2 separate regions of the Homo sapiens genome follow, and region 1 is linked to region 2. Evidence: read pairs that join two places in POLR2A ChIA-PET (ENCODE). Cell type or tissue: OCI-LY7. All regions are shown on one strand. Each heading gives the region's core, and the rest is flanking DNA. Links, peaks and the distances in the headings are about the cores only. Region 1 has its middle 12 kb from the start of HMGB1. Region 2 overlaps LINC00426 (long intergenic non-protein coding RNA 426).

Region 1 (2,916 bases), core at 130-2,629, 140 kb before region 2:
CAGAACAAAAGAAGTGAAAAAAAGAATTCAAAAACTCTTGTGACTTAAATGTTACTGAAGTTGGTGTGAGGGGAGAGGAGAAAGGGGAGTCAAAAACAACTGCTAGAATTTGAGCCAGTGTGGGAATTCTGCAGGTAGTGAAATCGGAAAGAGGTAAGGTTTAGAGGGCAAACTGGAGAGCTTGCAAAACTGGTGAGTGGTGGGAATAGGAGTCTGAAGTCCAGGATACAGCCTGGGGCTGGAATGGAAATCAAGGGTCATTTACATAATGACAGTGTTTAAAACGCCTCTAAGAAGAGTTGGTCACTGAGGTCTTAAAGAGAGCAGAAGAGAAGCAAAGATTCGGACTAAGGTCCAAATTACAGGGAAAGAATGAATAGCTATTAGAGAAGACACATCAATAGTGACAAGAGGTAAAAGTTTAGAGCTATGATAAATGTGCATATTTATCTTTACAGGGAATATTTCCCCATAGGGAACAGTTTCTAGAGTAATGCTGAATTTGTAAAATTATCTGAATCTTTGAGTCCTCTAGTAGCACATTTCTTCTCTTAGAAATTGGGATTTGGCCCAGCTATTTGGGAGGCTGAGGCACGAGAATCGCTTGAACCCGGGAGGCAGAGGTTGCAGTGAGCTGAGATCGCGCCACTGCACTCCAGCCTAGGTGACAGAGGGAGACTCTGTCTCAAAAAAAAAAAAAAAGAAAAGAAAAGAAAAGAAAAAAGAAATTGGGATTTGGGGGCTGGGCACCGTGTGGCTCATGCCTATAATCCCAGCACTTTGGGAGGCTGAGGTGGGAAGATCACTTGAGCCCAAGAGTTTGAGGCTGCAGTGAGCTATGATTGTGCCAATGCACTCCAGCCTGGGCAACAGAGCAAGAACCTGTCTCAAAAAAGAAAAGAAAAAGAAAGCAAAGATTATCTTCCATCAGAAATAAATATGATTAACATTTATTAGTATATTCTTTCAGTCTTTTCTGGATTCATACATACTCTTTTTCAAACAGGGATCCTTCTGAAAATAGTTTTTCTCACAAGATATTGTGTATATTTTTGCAAGGCATTCAGTTTAGTATTCATAAGAATTTGATAGTGTTATAATGATAATAATGCATCATAAAGGCAGATTAAAATGCATTTAGCCAAACCTCTCATTGGACATCTAGGTTGTTTCCACATTATAAATAATGCTGCAATTCATAATTTTTTTAATTAAAAATAATTCTTTTTAGAGACAGGGTCTCACTCTGTCCCCAGGCTGGAGTGTGTCTATTCACAGGTACAATGACAGCTCACTGCAGCCTTGAACTCCCGGGCCCAAGTGATCCTCCTGCCTTGGCCTCCCAAAGTACTGGGAATACAGGAGTGAGCCACCATGCCTGGCCACTTTTTACTTATTTCTGAATATTTCCTAGAAGCAAAATCACTGGTCAAATGCCATGAGTGTGTTCAATGCAGAGTTCATTTCTGAACATGACTATCAATTTGCTGGTAGTACTTATGTTAGACTGTAGTGAACCATGCTATCTCTTTCCTACTTCCTCATTTCCATTCTTGTAAGTCAAAAGGAAACCTTACAACAAGGATCAACAGCAACCTTTCAGAAAAAGCATACACGTTTTTTGTTGTTGATTTTTTTTTTCTTTAACACCTTCAGGTATGGGTTAGCAGTCACCCTCTGTTTACCCTTACAAACCGCTTTGGGCACTCAGTGTTTTTTAAACAAAGAGGCCTGGTAACTTGGATGGTAAGGCTGTCTGTCCCAACCGGTCCAGCTCCTCACTGGCAGAGGGACTTCTGCATTTCCAGCCTGTGATTTTAGTTAGAGGCAAATCCAAGGTGGGGAGCCTCACTCAGGTGAGGAAGATATTTGTCAGGTCTGCTAGGATTTCTCTCCCAGGCTTCAGAAATTTGCAAGCATCTTTGCATTTCCTGGCATTCTCTGGCCTGGAATGCTGTTTTTTGTCTTGGGCCTCCCTGGCAGAGCAAGGCAGTCCCCTTTTCTGTCTTCAGAGCCTTTCTCTGGGCTTGGGACAGGCCCACTGTGTTGGCACAAGCTTCATTTGGTCTGCTGGGGAGCTTGGCTGCAGGCTCTGGGTGCTCGGCATCTCCCCTGGCTGCTCCTTTCTGTCCTATTCAATCAGCCTCAGCACCTGCACTTGTCAGTTAGGCCTGATGTTACCCTGGATGGGAAATGGAACTTCTTTACTGTTGCTCTAATTCCATGTTTCACAAACCGCAGGGCCTATGGATGGATTGGGAAGTAAATTTAAAATGTGAAGGAAAAAAAAATCGGAGTCCATCGCAACAATGGTAGGTATTGTTTCATTAAACTTTTTTCAGATTTTATATATGCAAACTGTAAGGGTCCTATTCAAAGACCTTGAAAGCCAAGAATGTGAACTGTGCATTTCAAACGTATGTCAGTATTCCTATGGGGCTGTGATGCATATTTAGGTGGGGAAATGTGATACCGTTTTTATTTTATTAGCTAGGCTAATAACCGCAAGATCATATGGCTTTAGTGGAGAAAACACAAGGCTTTGGACTCAGAACTGGGTCAATATTGTTGCTAACTAGCTGTGTGACCTTGGACAATTCAACGAATCTCTCTGAGCCTCCCTTAGTATTGCCTGTAAAAGACAGATAAGCATCCTGGCCTTATAGGATTACTGTTAGGATTAAACAAAATCTTTTTTTTTTTTTTTTGAGACAGAATCTCGCTCTTTTGCCCAGGCTGGAGCACAGTGGTATGATCTTGGCTCTCTCTAACCTTCGCCTCCTGGGTTCAAGTGATTCTCGTGCCTCAACCTCCCTAGTATCTGGGATCACAGGCACACGCCACCACACTCAGCTAATACTTTTGTACTTTTAGTAGAGCTGGGGTTTTGCCATGTTGGCCAGGCTGGTCTTGAAC
Region 2 (2,916 bases), core at 220-2,719:
TAACTACAATGAAAAGTATTGATTTTGGAAAAGGCTCATCTTCCCAAAGAGGTTCACTTCAGGAGGTGAATTAATGTGCTCCAGGGACAGTCATGGAAAATGCTTGGCCACACTGGCCGTGTTCTGTAGCCAGGCATTGCTGAACAGTGCAGAGAAAGGCGCTGGAGGCAGACAGAGCTGGGCTGGAAGCCAGGCTCCACTTCATACCAGAAGTATGAGCCCGGGCAAGTTATTGAACTTCTACAGCTTAGTTTACGTAGCTGTGAAAATGGATGAATAATGCCTGCTTGTGCTGTTGTTAGGGAGGGGACGCCTGCTTGGAGGCGAGTATGCAGTAGGTGCTCAGTGAGTGGTGATGAGATAAAAAGCAATGCTGCTCATTTTCTATATTTCTCTTTTCATACTTATTGAGATTACAATGGAGAGAAGGGACACCAGCTTAAAAGAAAACATTTGCAAATCTGTTTCTGATAAATGGAAATGAGAGCAACTGTAAACCACATGAGTCTGTCCAGGACAGAAGAGAGTGAGTGAAGGAAGGCTTTCTCAGCTGGGTGGTTATGTGAGCAGCGCCTCTACTGCCTCTCTGTTAAGTAATTTATCTGGACATCTTGATTGATAATGATGTGGCACTAAAAAACGAAAAGGCATCACAAAACTGCAAACCCTCTGCTTGCACTGTGGGAATAAAATTGGTCACGAAAAGGTGATGGCCACAAAAATCTGGTGGCGGGGTGGGGGGCGGGGGGTGCGGGGAATAGAAAATCTTACATAATATCTATTCCTGTGTTATTTTTTTAAAATCAGTTTATACAGTCTAATTTTTAAAAACAAAAGCTAGATTTTAGCTCTTCTCAATCCAGTGATTTGAAATCAGCCTGAAGAGAGCAAGGTGCATTGAATTTGCTATGACATCAACCGAATTTGTCAATTTCATTTGGATTTCCAGAATGTCCAGTGCTAGGAGACTCATAAGTTGGAGAGAAACGGCCTGATTTATAGAAACTGAGCGAGACTCCGGACCACCTGATGCAGAGAAACCTGTGACCTGAAAAAGTCTATTTGTGTTTCCTCTAGGAATCTCGGCCAAGAAGACAGGGACAAGCTCCCAACTCTGACTACCCCTTTTACAGGGAAAAAAAAAAAATCCCGTGCCTTCTTTGCAGCAAGTGACAAATCCTTGTCATATCGAGATGGCTTTTCCTCCTCCTCTTCAAACATCTTTTAGCAGCAACAGCAGCTCAAGTAACTGGAATTATTTCAGAGTTAAAATGCAGGCTTTGTAGACCCTCTTAGACAGACAGATTCAATTTCAAAGGAAACTTCTTTGGCTGGGTACTCAGTGAGTGTTACACAGGGATTTGGGGAGTTAATATTCACTGTTTCTGTTGTTGGAGAAAAGGAAAGCAGAGTTGCTCTTTCTCATTACTCTCCCCAACGCACATCTGTTTCCTCTCGTATCTTGGAATTAGGAAGATGGAGGAGACTTAAGTGGTGACCCACCTAGCCTCCTGATGCATGCTGGGCTCACTTTAAAACTCCCAAAACAGATGGCAGTTGATCACGGTTTTAAAGATCCCAGCATAGACTTTCTGCAGCCTCCCTTGTTAGCCACTATCAGCGCTTAACATTCTGTCATCTGAATAACTCCTTAAAAATGATAGCAATGGTAGTAGAAATTTAAAAGGAACCTCCCAAAAAACATGCAAAAGCTTACCACCCCAGTAAATCACCCGCAACAATGTCGCAACAGTTTAAATTTACTGCAGAGAGAGCTGAAGTTTAGGAGACACAGCTTTATAATATTTTTGAGAGATAGTTGAGTGCAAATGAGTCCTGTTCCTCTTGCATCAGGGCCTGCTCCACTGAGTCATCCTGCCTTCAGAAGCTTCCAGCTAAGTGGCAGGCCCCGGCCATAGGCTCCCTGTGTCCCCAGCCTCCAGAGAACACACAATGTTCTCATCGCCCTTAGCTCCATTCCAGAAGGGGCCTGCAGTTCTGCAGCTTATCAGGGGTCTACTGGGAAGTGAGATGTCACTGTCCCTTTCTGGCCCTGCATTGTCTGTGAGTGGCTCTCCTGGATTAAGAGTTGGCAAAGTATGGCCAGTGGCCAGGACTGGCCTGCTGCCTGTTTTTGTTTAACCCGTGAGCTAAGAATAGTTTTTACCTATTTTAAGTAGTTGAAAAAAAAATCAAGAGAAGAATACTATTTCGTGATATGTGAAAAATCACATGAAATTCAAATGTAAGTGTCCATAAATAAAGTCTTACTGGAAGACAGCCTTGCTCATTTATTTCTGTCTCATTCGCTACTGTCTGCGGCTGCCTTCACGCTACAATGGCAGTACTGAGTAGTTGTGACGGGCACTGTATGACAGCAAATCCTAAAGTATTTGCCATCTGGCCCTTCACAGAAAAAGTTTGCTGACCCTGGCTTTCGAGCCTCTCATCACTTTGGGATTCATCTCTTTACTTTCCCCAGAGTGAGGGAGGCAGTAACGTTCCTCGTGAGTGCTTAGTCCTTGCTCCCAAGGCAATAAACCCCCCAAAACCCCTCTCTTTCTGCAGTCTTCTTGTTGGCTTGATAGTGGTAGGGCTGGTTCAGCCAAGGTCACAGTTGGAGGGCAGGAAGGGGGTACAGCGAAGGACGACGGGGGTGTCTTCTCTAGTCCTGTTTGCAGCAATCTTTAGAATGCAAAATAATTAAGAAGAAACTGCTGTTTTTTGGCTGTGGGATGCAATTCGAATTCTGGAAAATTAGAATCAACAGAACGTGGGATGTGGGAGTCCAGGACAACTCCCCTGTTTTGGCTGTGTTTGGTGCCATGTGTGGAGGTGGGAGAGATGGGAGAAAGAAGAGGTTTGGGCAGGGGGAGGGAAGAATCAAGATTCTGCTTTGAATGGACGAAGGTTGTG

What was found. Peaks named below come from ENCODE experiments on the same cell type or tissue, not always from the same donor. Only the 100,000 strongest peaks of a DNase experiment are listed, where the experiment ranks them.
Region 1: POLR2A ChIA-PET joins it to region 2 with 16 read pairs; 10 of 35 experiments call an interaction of 5 or more read pairs at or near these places.

What each region holds. Positions count from the first base shown.
Region 1 is chr13:30,476,658-30,479,573 of GRCh38, reverse strand. It overlaps a transcript of HMGB1 not described here. Among named protein-coding and RNA genes, the nearest start is that of HMGB1, 12 kb to the right of the region's middle. In OCI-LY7, for the core only: no CTCF peak of the experiment used is centred there; a DNase peak (open chromatin) is centred at 1,533.
Region 2 is chr13:30,339,630-30,342,545 of GRCh38, reverse strand. LINC00426 (long intergenic non-protein coding RNA 426) reads left to right here. Exons shown (of 5, transcript NR_024464.2): 5 at 1,078-2,280. The region is part of intron 1 of LOC124903145 (a long non-coding RNA gene); the gene reads right to left. Among named protein-coding and RNA genes, the nearest start is that of LINC00427, 21 kb to the right of the region's middle. In OCI-LY7, for the core only: no CTCF peak of the experiment used is centred there; no DNase peak of the experiment used is centred there.